Regions from separate parts of the Homo sapiens genome. Here all the other regions are linked to region 1. A link is a contact called in ENCODE Hi-C or POLR2A ChIA-PET data. All regions are on one chromosome and are shown on one strand. Each heading gives the region's core, a stretch centred on a gene start or an enhancer-like site at or near the end of the contact. The rest is flanking DNA. Distances are from core to core; before and after follow the strand shown. Region 1 holds the start of C10orf95-AS1 (C10orf95 antisense RNA 1). Region 2 holds the start of ELOVL3 (ELOVL fatty acid elongase 3). Region 3 has its middle 17 kb from the start of TRIM8.

Region 1 (3,959 bases), core at 434-2,933:
TGGTAACCAGGAGGAGTGGCTGAGGCAGGGCATGGAGCGGAGCAACGCAGCTACAAAGTGCGGAGAGGAGCCCCGCTCTGGATCCCGCCGGCTCCCCAAGGCTGAAGGAGACAAGTGAGTGGGGAGTCACTGGGAAGAGCATCCCGGCGGAGGGCTTGAAAAGGCTCCTTATTGTCTGCTGGGAGCCTGAGGCTCTGCCCGACCTTGGGACAAGAGGCTAGGCGGGGAGCTGAATGTTCGATTTGGGATGAATTCCCCCAAAGCCATGAACCGGCGTCCCGGGGAACCGGCCCACAGGGACAGGAGGCGGTTAAGTAGAAAGTCTGTCTACATATCCCTTCCTCCGCCGCAGGTCTGGATCCGCAGGAGCCCCCAGTAAGAACAGCAGCCGCCTGGGGGGCCGACCATGTATGTGTACAGCTGGCCGCCGCCCAAACAGGGCGTCTGGCCGCCGCCGCCGCAGCTGCTCACCTGCACCTACCTGGCCGCCCCTCTGCTGCTACCCCCAGTCCAGGCCCACAGCTTCCGCAGCCGGCCCGGGAGCCTGCATGCGGGCGAGTGGGCGGCCCCACGGGAATACCACCGCTTCTACGGCCCCGCCGCGCCACCCGAGGCCGCGCCGCCCTGGTGGGCCTGCCCTCCGGCCTACGCCACGACCCTGCGCCGGCCCTGCGCCGCCGCCGGCATCTCGGGACTGTCGCTGCAGGCGCCCGCGGCGGTGGCCGAGAGCTGGGCGCCGTGGCCGGAGGGCGGGAGCCTGCAAACCGAGCTGCGCTGGGGCCGCGTGGAGCGCGCGCGGGGCCCCCCTCTGCAGCTACCGGACTTCGTGCGCCGGGAGCTGCGGCGCGCGTACGGCACCTACCCCCGCGCCGACGTGCGCGTCACCCAGCGCCGCGGCCAGTTCCTGCTGCAGGCGACGCCGCGCGTGCTCGAGCCCGACCACCGCGTGGAGTGGCGCGTGCGGCGCCGGCCCGACAGCGGCGACAGCAGCCCAGCCCGGGAAGCCGCGGAGCGCGGCCGCCCCAGGAAGAGCAAGGGCCTGAGCTGAAGCCGCCGCAAGGCCTAGGGGCGGGCCCGCGTGCACGCGCTTGGCTCTTTCCTGTGTGTGCCGCCGCCGACAGGCAGAAGTGAGCCCTCACCTGTGCGCGGGAGGCGGACGCGCTGCTCACCTGTCTTTTTGGCTTCTCCCATGACTGCCGGCCAGTTTCCTGCACTTGTTTCTCTCGCTTTATTGCTGGACGGTGGGAGAAGGGCAAGTGCAAGACGGAATCGAGGGCACCTCTGGGTGTTCTGTACCTCTTTTCTTCTTGCACCTTGGGAAGTGGAGGACGTGGGATGGAAGAAGGGCCTGGACCTCCCTCCTTCCTCCTCCCCACCTTCTCCTAAGGAGCTTGCCCTGCAGTAAGCCCCAACTTTCCCTTCCTCTTTTCCCTCTATCAGAGTCGTCGCCCACCCCCCTTTCCCACCGCTCCCCTACCCCCGCCTTCCTGCCAAGCCGAGGGCGACGGTGATCCCCAGCTTAGTAAGAAAAGTAAATAGGCCGGGCGCGGTAGCTCACGCCTGGAATCCCAGCACTGTGGGAGGCCGAGGCGGGCGGATCGCTTGAGCCCAGGAGACCAGGTTGGAGACCAGCCTAGGCAACATGGCGAAACCCTGTCTCTACAAAAAAAAAAAAAAAAAAAAATAGCCGGGTGTGCTGATACACTACTGTAGTCCCACCTACTCGGGAGGCGGAGATGGGAGGATCACCTGAGCCCGAGAGGGCGGGGCTGCAAGGAGCCGCGAACGCACCACTGCACTCCAGCCTGGGTGACTGAAACCCTGTCTCAAAAACAAAAACAAACAAAAAAAAAAACAATAAATAAATGAGCGAAGTCAAGTATACACTGCGAGATCATTGTTATGTTTTGGGGTGGTGTTTCTCCATCTGTTTATCTGTTTAATGGGAGTCTTACCGCCCACCCTGGGGTACAGGAAGGTAGGGTGGAGGGGCGTGAAGTTGAACTGGCCCTCTGGAGAAAGCATGTGTCTGATCGCTGGGCCCAGCTGCCCTCTTCACCATCTCCCTCCAAGTGTGCAGGCCAGCACCTTCTAACTCTCCTTGGTCCTTTGGCCCACCACCCTCCGAGATGCTGAGGGCATAAGCTCTATTTTTGAAGTGTGGAAGGCTTCACTAGGAGAGGGATGTCTGAGACCTGAGTTTAGGGCTGGCTCTGACATTTTCTACCTGTGTAACTTAAGGCTTTCTGACTCTCAGTTTCTTCATCAGTAAAAGAGGCGTAAAAGTAACCCAGCCTAATTGGAAGTTAAGATGAATGTCTCGGCCCGGCCTAATTGGAAGTTAAGATGAATGTCTCCGCCCGGCGCGGTGGCTCATGCCTGTAATCCCAGCACTTTGGGAGGCCAAGGTGGGCGGATCACGAGGTCAGGAGATCCAGACCATCCTGGATAACACGGTGAAACCCCGTCTCTACTAAAAATACAAAGAATTAGCCGGGCGAGGTGGTGGGCGCCTGTAGTCCCAGCTACTCGGGAGGCTGAGGCAGGAGAATGGCGTGAACCCGGGAGGCGGAGTTTGCAGTGAGCCGAGATGGCCCCACTGCACTCCAGCCTGGGCGACAGAGCGAGACTCCGTCTCAAAAAAAAAAAAAAAAAAAAAAGATGAATGTATCTTCTTGTCTCCCAATTCTTGCTAATAATCGTTAATTCTTAATAGGCTGAGGTTTGCAATATTCTAGGAGTTTTCTGGAATGTTAGGCCACATAGCCAATTTTAACTAGGATCTAGCCAGATTTGAGGCCCAGCTGTAGAAATTTCTTTTACTGAACTTCCATTTGTAACTGACCAATAGTTACCTGGGTATACACAGGTGAGTTATTGAAGCTGTAGGCCAGCTGATTGGGCACTGCTGTATTTGTGAGCTTCTTGGAGAAGTTGTCTCAAACCTCAGCCCTTGGAAAAGGTGTTTCTCCTGATCAGTGGTTTGCTTTTGTCTTTTAAGCGCTACGAATCTCATTACTGATCATATTTTTCTTTTGGTCCTGGTTTCCAAGGAGCTCAGAGCCAAATTTGCTTTGTGTCTTTTTTTTTTTTTTTTTTTGAAACAGAGTCTCACTCTGTTGTCCAGGCTGCAGTGTAGTGGCATGATCTCAGCTCACTGCAGCTGCAACCTCCACCTCCTGGTTCAAGCGCTTCTCCTGCCTCAGCCTTCCAAGTAGCTGGGATTATAGGTGTGTGCCACTACGCCCAGCTAATTTTTGTATTTTTAGTAGAGATGGGGTTTTCCCATGATGGCCAGGCTGGTGTCAAACTCCTGGCCTCAAGTGATCTGCCCGCCTTGGCCTCATTAAGTGCTGGGATCACAGGCATGGCCACCGTGCCCGGCCTGCTTAGTGTCTTTTATATAAAACCTGCATCCTGAACTCTGTTATCCCTAGTTTCACCTTATTTTTCCTTTGTAAAAAATTATAAAACACAAGAAGGTGAGGTGGCATAGTGTGATGGGTCTGCTGTGTGACCTTGGGCAAATTAATGTCCATGAAACAGTTTCCCCATCCCAAATGGGGATGATGATACAAAAACCTATCTCATGAGGTTATTGAGAAGATGCCATGACATCTGTGTTTCTACAGTGCACAGAAAGCATTTACCACGGTGCCTGGCATGTGTTAAGTGCTAAAATGTTAGTGTTTGTTTGTTTGTTTGTTCGTTTTGAGATGGAGTCTCAGTCTGTCACCCAGGCTGGAGTGCAGTGGCACAATCTTGGCTCACTGCAACCTCTGCCTCCTGGGTTCCAGCGATTCTCCTGCCTCAGCCTCCCAAGCAGGTGGGACTATAGGCATGCGCCACCACACCCGGCTAATTTTTTTTTTCTTTTTTTGAGGTGGAGTCTGGCTCTGTCTCCCAGGCTGGAGTGCAGTGGCATGATCTTGACTCACTGCAACCTCTGCCTCCTGGGA
Region 2 (3,959 bases), core at 685-3,184, 220 kb after region 1:
AGACGAGGGCTGGAGAAAGATCAGGGAATGCAGGGGGATGGGACTGAAAGTTGAGTTAAGGAATGGGGTTCTTGGGAGGGGTTAGGAGCCTGGGAGGAGATGTGTAGAGGGATAGGGGAAGACTGAAGGAGTTTGGGGGAGAAAATATGGGGAAGTTATTGGAGGGTCTTGAGAGAGGGTGTTAGGAGGTGACACTATTAGAGGCTGGAGAAATTAGTTGCGAGTACAGACTCTACGAAGGCAAGAGGGACAAAGCAGAGACCACCAGGTAGGGGTCTAAAAGAGAAGGAAAACAGGATAATATAACAGAAGAGGGTGAAGGCTGGGAGGGGAACTAAAGCCGAGAATGAGATGGGGAGAGTGTTACAAGGCAACTTGGGGACAGGATGGAGGTTGATGCAATCGGGAAAGCTTCAAGGGATAGAATGGTGGTCTAAGATCTAGAGAAGAGGCAGGGAGTGGGATGGGGTCTTACCTGAAGATTGCAAGGCAGAAGGACCAGAGGATGAGAGGCCCTTGCAGGTTGAAGCCCTTGCGTTCCTTCATGTAGTTCTGCCCCACAGCGATGAGAACCAGGTAGATCAGGGCTATGGGGAATGAGGTTGCCCTGGCAAGCAGAAGGCAGAGGGATGGGCTCATGGGTGGGTGCTGATTAGAGAAATGCCCACTCATCTCTCCAGGTGAGTGCTCTGGGTTGGAGTCCCAGTTCTGCCACTTACTAGCTATGTGACATTGGAAAAACCAACTTAATTCTCTGAGCCTTGGCTTCCTCATTTGTAGAGCGCGAATACTACATCTCTCCTGGGGGTATTAACGTATACAAAGTATCTAGCACAGGGCAGGAGCTATGTCCAAGGTTTCTGTGATTATTGCTCTCTCAGTGGGGTTAGAGGTGGGTGACGGCTGTCTGGCCCGCGCCTAGAAGCAGCCCAGGGCTGTGGTGTAAGAAGTGTGGCAATAGCTTCTCCCTGGTTGGGGCTCCTAGAAGCATACCAGGGCTGTGGCGTAAGAAGAATGTGGCAATAGCTTCTCCCTGGCTGGGGTATGGCAAATTGGTTGGAGCATAAAGTCAGCCTCCAAAACCTCTGGGGAGCTTTAAGGCAAAGCCAGAGAGCTCTTCCTGGGGAAAGCTTGGAAGAGCTCTCTGACTTCGCCTCCTTCTCCACAGCAGGAACGGTGGAGCACCTGGGGAACGATGGGATAATTGTAAAGGGCAGGCTGTCCCCCGGGCCCTGCACTGTGCACACACGCGCGCACACACAGCCACAAAGGACGGGGAAGTCATCTAGTAAGGCTTCAGATCAACCTCACGCCTCCAAGACCCTTCTCACTACACGCTCTCTTTGACTTCTGTATATTTCCACGTTCTCCCTCATCCTCTTATTTCTGCTTGCTTGCTTTCAGCTCTAATCTCTTTGAGGTGCCACATACTACCTGCACCTCGGACAAAGGTAGTGTGAAGCCAGTACAAGGGAGTCCCATAACTCTGCTCTGTAAGAAAATCATTGTGGGCATTCAATGCCACCCCCTCGCGCCCCGGCCCCGGGGCCCTGGCATGGCCTTTCCCTCTCCCAAAGTCTCACCAATACTCCTCGAAAAAGGGCCTCATGTCCTTGGACAGCTCGAAGTTATAGGGCTGGAACAGCTGATTTACTTCATGTGAGACATTCATGGCTGTGACCATCTAGTTTTGCAGAAGTCAAGGTCCAAAGCTTGGAGGCGCTGGGTGAAAGGCTGGGGCTCCGAGGATGGCGTGAACCTCGGGGCGAGACGGAACAGAGCCGGGACAGAAGGAACTCCTGGGCAAAGGGAGGAGGGCGTCGAACCTAGGCATGTGCGCGGCGGCGCAGCCAGCTATCCCGGGCGCAGCCACTGCGATATATAACGCGGACTTGCAAAGCTGCCTGCCCGGGCTGGCGCGACCTCTTTCCTGCGCCCCGCCGCTATCCAATCTCGACCAAGATACGCCTCTGCTCCGCCCCTGGGACGCAGTCCGCATTCTGATTGGTCATACTCAAGGGCCCGCCTGCCAGGCGTTTCGCACACCCCGCCCCAAGTCCCGTCGTAGGCCATCGCCCGCCCACTTCCCCAGCCTTTTCTCCCGTAAAACGTCCACCCCATCCTGTGCGGCCTTGCGGGTTCCCTTGGAACTGTCAACCGTGGCCTTTGCCTCGGTTTGCTTTAATCTTGACCTGCTTAGCAGTGAAGAGAGAGGAAAGGTGTCCTTAGGCTTTGGTGCTCCCACCCAGAAATGGAGGCGTCAGTTTCCAGGCTCCCTGAGATCCTGGGAAACCCAGGCCTGTGATGAGCAAATACTAACCTGGGCAACGCAGAGCTTCTGTAGTCCCTTCCACCTCCTAGCTTCGAGTCTGCGGTTGTGAGTGGGTGGAAGGAGATGAATTTTAAGGAGTTTTATTGTTGAGGTTGTTGATGTTGATGTTTGGGTTGTTGAGGCTGTTGTGGTTTCTTTATAGTTTCCTGAATTCCTGAACTGCTCCAGACTGACAGTAATAACCATGGAGAGAGGAAATGGGGTCACCCTCTGGGCTTCTGGAATTATTGTCTTCAGGTTTCCTGGAGGCCTCTTAGGGTTTAGGGAGGGGGAGAGCCAGTGTATCTCCCCAAGGCCTGTTGTTTTCTCTCCCTAACCAAATCTACTTCTTTCTCGCCTGTGTAACCAGCCCCAAAGAAATAAATGTTCTAAAACTTTTAAAAGTTTTACTTGGCTGTCCCTTATTTCTTTCCTAGGTTTTATGAAAGCGAAGGAGAAATACAAGGCTTGAGGGCAGTTTGAGATAAGGTGGAAATTTGCAAAAAGTGCTAAGAAACATAGATATAAAATAATTAAAATCAAGATGTGGGTATAAATGGCTATGTGCAGTAAAGCTCTAGAGCCAGAGGATCCAAGTAGGAACCCCAGCTCTATTTCCTGAACCTCAGCCACTGTCTATGCGAGGGTGTAGTGGAAGTCCTATCAGTGCCATCTAAGTGACTCAAAAGTGCATCTCTTTGTCTCTGTACCTCATCACTTCTCACCTGGTCACGTTACCTGGTTGCACTGCCTCTTTCTCTAATACAGTGCTTCTGCTCTTCACTGCATTGCAATCAGAAAAGAGTTCCTATACCTGGCTGATTACCAGATTCCTGAGCCTCAACTGCAGAGATTCTGGTCCTATAGGTTGTCTCAGACTGTACTTGGAAAACCACTACTTTCTGTTTGCTCATCCAGAAAACAGCTCTGCTTTCCTGCTTAAAAACCTTCAGTGGTTCGGCCGGGCACGGTGGTTCACGCCTGTAATCCCAGCACCTTGGGAGGCCGAGGCGGGCAGATCATGAGGTCAGGAGATCGAGACCATCCTGGCTAACACCGTCAAACCCCGTCTCTACTAAAAAATACAAAAAATTAGCCGGGCGTGGTGGCAGGCGCCTGTAGTCCCAGCTACTCGGGAGGCTGAGGCAGGAGAATGGCGTGAACCTGGGAGGCAGAGCTTGCAGTGAGCAGAGATCGTGCCACTGCACTCCAGCCTGGGTGACAGAGTGAGACTCCGTCTCAAAAAAAAAAAAAAAAAAAAAAACCTTCAGTGGTTCCTGATGGCTCCATATATAGCCTGACAGCTAATCAAAAGGTGATCAATACATGTCTATGGATGAATGAATAAATAAAAGAATGAATATTACAAGAATAATGCCATCTAGGTCTTACAAGACCCAAGTTCAAGTCCCAGCACCCCCATTAATGAGCCATGTGATTTTAGGCAAGTTACCTAGCCTTTGTCACATTCTACTTCAGAAAAAAATGCATATAGTCATACTCGCCTGCTTATGTCACAAGGTTGTGATTAGTATGCAAGCCAGATAATGTAGATAAAATGATATTGTGGACTAGACACATGGAAATGGCAAGGTGAATCATTATGGGAGGTTTACAAGTGCATATGGAGAATATATACTCAGTCCTG
Region 3 (3,959 bases), core at 990-3,489, 210 kb before region 1:
AACTCCTGACCTCAGGCAATCCACCTGCCTCGGCCTCCCAAAGTGCTGGGATTACAGGCATAAGACACCATGCCAGGCATTTTATTTATTTTATTTTATTTATTTTATTTTATTTTATTTATTTTATTTTATTTTATTTTATTTTATTTTTTATTTTATTTATTTTATTTTATTTTATTTTATTTATTTTATTTTATTTATTTTATTTTATTTTATTTACTTGAGACAGGGTCTCGCTCTGTCGTCCAGGCTGGAGTTCAGTGGTGCAATCACAGCTCACTGCAGCCTTGACCTCCCAGGCTCAAGGGATCCTCCAGCACTCAAGTGATCCTCTTGCCTCAGCCTCCTGAGTAGCTGAGACCACACATGCCAGCACGTCAGGTTAAATTTTTAATTTTTTGTGGGTTTTTGTTTTGTTTTGTTTTGTTTTTGAGACAGAGTCTTGCTCTGTGGCCCAGGCTGGAGTGCAGTGACACGATCTCGGCTCACTGCAAGCTCTGCCTCCTGGGTTCACACCATTCTCCTGCCTCTGCCTCCCGAGTAGCCAGGACTACAAGTGCAGGCCACCACGCCCAGCTAATTATTTGTATTTTTAGTAGAGACGGGGTTTCACTGTGTTAGCTAGGATAGTCTCGATCTCCTGACCTCATGATCCTCCCGCCTCAGCCTCCCAAAGTGCTGGGATTACAGGCGTGAGCCACCGTGCCGGCCTTTTTTTTTTTTTTTTTTTTTTGATATGGAGTCTCGCGCTGTCACCCCAGTTGGAGTGCAATGGCGCCATCTCGGCTCACTGCAACCTCCGCCTCCCCTGTTCAAGCGATTCTCCTGCCTCAGGCTCCCCAGTAGCTGTGATTGCAGGTGCCCACCACCACACCCAGATAATTTTTTTTTTTTGAGAGGAAGTCTTGCTCTGTCCCGAGGCTGGAATGCAGTGGCACGATCTCTGCTCAGTGCAACCTCCGCCTCCCAGTTTCAAGCGATTCCCCTGCCTCAGCCTTCCAAGTAGCTGGAATTACAGGCATGTGCCTTCACGCCCAGCTAAGTTTTTGTATTTTAGTAGAGACAGGGTTTCACCATGTTGGCCAAGATGGTCTCCATCTCCTGACCTCGTAATCCGCCTGCCTCAGCCTCCCAAAGTGCTGGGATTACAGGTGTGAACAACCGTGCCCGGCCCAGATAATTTTTTTTATTTTTAGTAGAGTTGGGCTTTCACCATGTTGGCCAGGCTGGTCTCGAACTCCTGACCTCAAGTGATCTGCTTGCCTTGGCCTCCCAAAGTGTTGGGATTACAGGCATGAGCCACCGCGCCCAGCCTAATATTTTAATTTTTTATAGAGACAGGATCTCCTTATACTGCCCATGCTGGTCTCATCAAGGGATCCTCCTGCTTCAGCCTCCCAAAGTGCTGGGATCACCTTAGAAGAGGGGCTGTAGTGTGGTGATGTCTGTCTGGGGATACCCAGGAATCACGACTCCAGCTCCTTCACCTCCCACACTTTCATAGGGTCAGCCCTGCTCCCATTTCTTAGTAGGCCAGAGTGGGAGGTTGGGGAAGGACATGCCTCTGATCCTCCCTCCAGGGCCTCCTCCCCCAGAATTTACAGGCTGCAGAGGTGGGGTAGGGAATCCCCCAGGCGGCTAGATGGGTCCTGGGTCCTGAAGTTGCGAATCGAATTGGTTCTCCCCCACCCTCGGATGGGAGAAGATGAGGGTGTCTTAGGAAGGCCATGGTGACAATGACAGGATCTGAGTGGGAGAGTGTTAGCAAGGCCTGTTAAGAACCCTGAGGTGAGGTCACAGCTTGGAGAGAGGGGCCCTGGGGTGCGGACTCAGTGGGTCAGGGCATCCACCCTCGTCTCCTGCCTCCCACCCCAGGGTGCCCTTTGAAGCTGGAGGGGGCTTTGAGCTGGGGTCTCCTGGCCAGATGCGCTGGGAGAAGGGGTGGAGCCGATCATCCCCTAGGCCTCGCCCTCTCCACCCCCACCCTTCAGACTCCCTTCTTGGCCCAAAGACCGTTTCCGGCAGTTGCAGGGGGCACCCATCACCCCCCAGGCTCCTGCCTTGCAGCTGTTCCCCAGCTGCCCTGCCCCACCCCAAAGACAGCTGGGAGCGAGGCCGAGGGAGGGGGCAGGAGCGGCCCAGCTGCTTGGCTCCGGGCTGGGATGGGGAGGGCGGCAACATGAAAGAGCTGGGGCCGGCAGGCAGCAGAGGAAACCACCCCCACCCACTCCCTCGCGGTGGCCTCGCTGCGGGCTCAGCACATCTGGGCCACAGGAGCTGTCGGCCCCAGTCTGTGGGGTAGGGAGACGTGGTCAGATCCCCAACCCTTCCCGGAAAGGGGAGGCGTGATGGCCTTTGGGGGAAGGCAGGAGGGGAGGGCTGGGCACTGGGGCACCTGTGGCTGCAGCCAGCCCTCCAAGGGGCCACCAGTTCAGGGCAGAGAAGGCCCCTCCGATGACTTCTGAATAAGCCTGTTCCCTGGGGCAGCCCCAGCTCTTTCTGGGCCTCCTCTGCCCCGACCCTTTTGGGAGCTGGGTGACAGCTGCTCCTACAAAGCCAGGGACAGCTGGGTGGCTGGGGACAGCTGGGTGGGTTAGCGTCTCCCTGCTTCCCTGGCTGCCTAGGGAACCCCCCCCAAGCCAACTCTGGGCAGCTGCTGCTTCACCTATAGATGTGTGCCTGAGCGTGTCATTGTCTGGAGTGGGCTTCAAAGCTGGGACATGGAGGGGCTCAAGCCCATCCCATTCCCACCAGAATGTCCCCTCCACATCTCAGTGGATTGACGCACCTGGGGAAAGGGCCTCTCCCCTCAGCCAAAACAAAACTAGGCCAAGTGGGAAAGAAATTAGGCAGCTTTTTATCTTGGCTCCCAACTCTTGGCACGGGGGATGTCTCAGGGCTCCTGAGAACTGGAGAAAGGGACAGTGAGACAGAAGCAGATTTGAGTGGAGTGAAGTGACTGTCCACCGGCACCTGCCCCCAGGCATCCTGCACCCTGGGCTGGAGGGGCACTGTGCTCCAGTCATTTCCCCACTCCCTTTAGCCCCAAACAGGTGCACGGGGAGGGAAGGGGTAGGCCAGCTGTTGTCATACTGCTCCTGGCTCCCTGCCACACTGGGGAGGGGAACAATGAAGCAAGGGTCCACCACCCCACCCGAGTCATCCTCTACTCCCTCAGGGCAGGAAGGCGGAGGCAGTTAGCAAGACCAAGGCTATGGTTTGGTCTGGCCAGCCCCAAAGTCTTTATTTTTCTTTTTTTTCTTTGAGACAGGATCTTGCTCTGTTGCCCAGGTTGGAGTGCAGTGGCAAGATCTCAGCTCACTGCAACCTCCACCTCCCAGCCTCAATCAAGCAATCCTCCCACTTCAGCCTCCAGAGTAGCTAGGACCACAGGCCCGTGGCACCACGCCTGGCTAATTTTTCGTTTTAGTAGAGATGGGGTTTCACCATGTGGCCCAGGCTGGTTTTGAACTCCTGAACTCAAGTGATCCATCCACCTTCAAACTGCTGGGATTCCAGGCATGAGCCAACGTGCTCGGCAAGCCTTTATTTTTCTGAGGGGAGGGGTGGCTAGGGGTCAGTGAGGCTTGGACCACTGGCATGGGACTTTTTTTTTTTTTTTTTGAGATGGAGTCTGGCTCTGTCACCCAGGCTGCAGTGCAGTGGCACGATCTCGGCTCACTGCAACCTCTGCCTCCCAGGTTCAAGCGATTCTCCTGCCTCAGCCTCCTGAGTAGCTGGGACTACAGGCGCCCACCACCATGCCGGCTAATTTTTGTATTTTTAATAGAGATGAAATTTCACCACGTTGACCAGGCTGGTCTCGAACTCCCGACCTCAGGTGATCCGCCCATCTCAGCCTCCCAAAGTGCTGGGATTACAGGCATGAGCCACCGCGCCTGGCAGGAATGGGACTTTACAAGGCTGTCTGCCTTGTCCTGGGCTTCCTGGGGTGGGTG

The links. A loop is a pair of places that touch in the nucleus more often than their neighbours do. ChIA-PET counts read pairs that join two places held with the same protein, here RNA polymerase II (POLR2A). Pooled maps may share reads with other maps.
Region 2: a pooled map shows a loop between it and region 1 (7-fold over the local background). The contact joins the promoter of ELOVL3 here to the promoter of C10orf95-AS1 in region 1. A Hi-C loop is called at or near these places in 10 of 50 pooled maps. POLR2A ChIA-PET finds 5 or more read pairs at or near these places in 12 of 52 experiments (CD4-positive, alpha-beta T cell, CD4-positive, alpha-beta memory T cell, GM10248 and 9 more).
Region 3: a loop to region 1 is called in a pooled map, with 4 times the contacts of the local background. The contact joins the enhancer-like site here to the promoter of C10orf95-AS1 in region 1. A Hi-C loop is called at or near these places in 4 of 50 pooled maps. POLR2A ChIA-PET finds 5 or more read pairs at or near these places in 7 of 52 experiments (BJ, CD4-positive, alpha-beta T cell, H1 and 4 more).

The regions. Positions count from the first base shown.
Region 1 is chr10:102,447,541-102,451,499 of GRCh38, reverse strand. It overlaps C10orf95-AS1 (C10orf95 antisense RNA 1), which reads right to left and starts at 1,683. Exons shown (of 3, transcript NR_038938.1): 1 at 1,478-1,683; 2 at 1,170-1,313. C10orf95 (chromosome 10 open reading frame 95) reads left to right here. Exons shown (of 2, transcript NM_001363580.1): 1 at 1-114; 2 at 353-1,663. The coding sequence starts at 407. The coding sequence ends at 1,048. RefSeq lists silencers at 513-1,002, 1,043-1,122.
Region 2 is chr10:102,224,274-102,228,232 of GRCh38, reverse strand. ELOVL3 (ELOVL fatty acid elongase 3) reads right to left here and starts at 1,934. Exons shown (of 4, transcript NM_152310.3): 1 at 1,584-1,934; 2 at 476-607. The coding sequence starts at 1,684. RefSeq lists a silencer at 1,903-1,952.
Region 3 is chr10:102,659,556-102,663,514 of GRCh38, reverse strand. No RefSeq gene overlaps it. Among named protein-coding and RNA genes, the nearest start is that of TRIM8, 17 kb to the right of the region's middle. RefSeq lists a silencer at 2,188-2,247. Within about 2 kb of position 2,239, at least 25 of the 41 ENCODE cell types and tissues checked have a DNase peak (open chromatin) inside an H3K27ac peak, as active enhancers do; they include CD4-positive, alpha-beta T cell, where a contact is called at or near this core.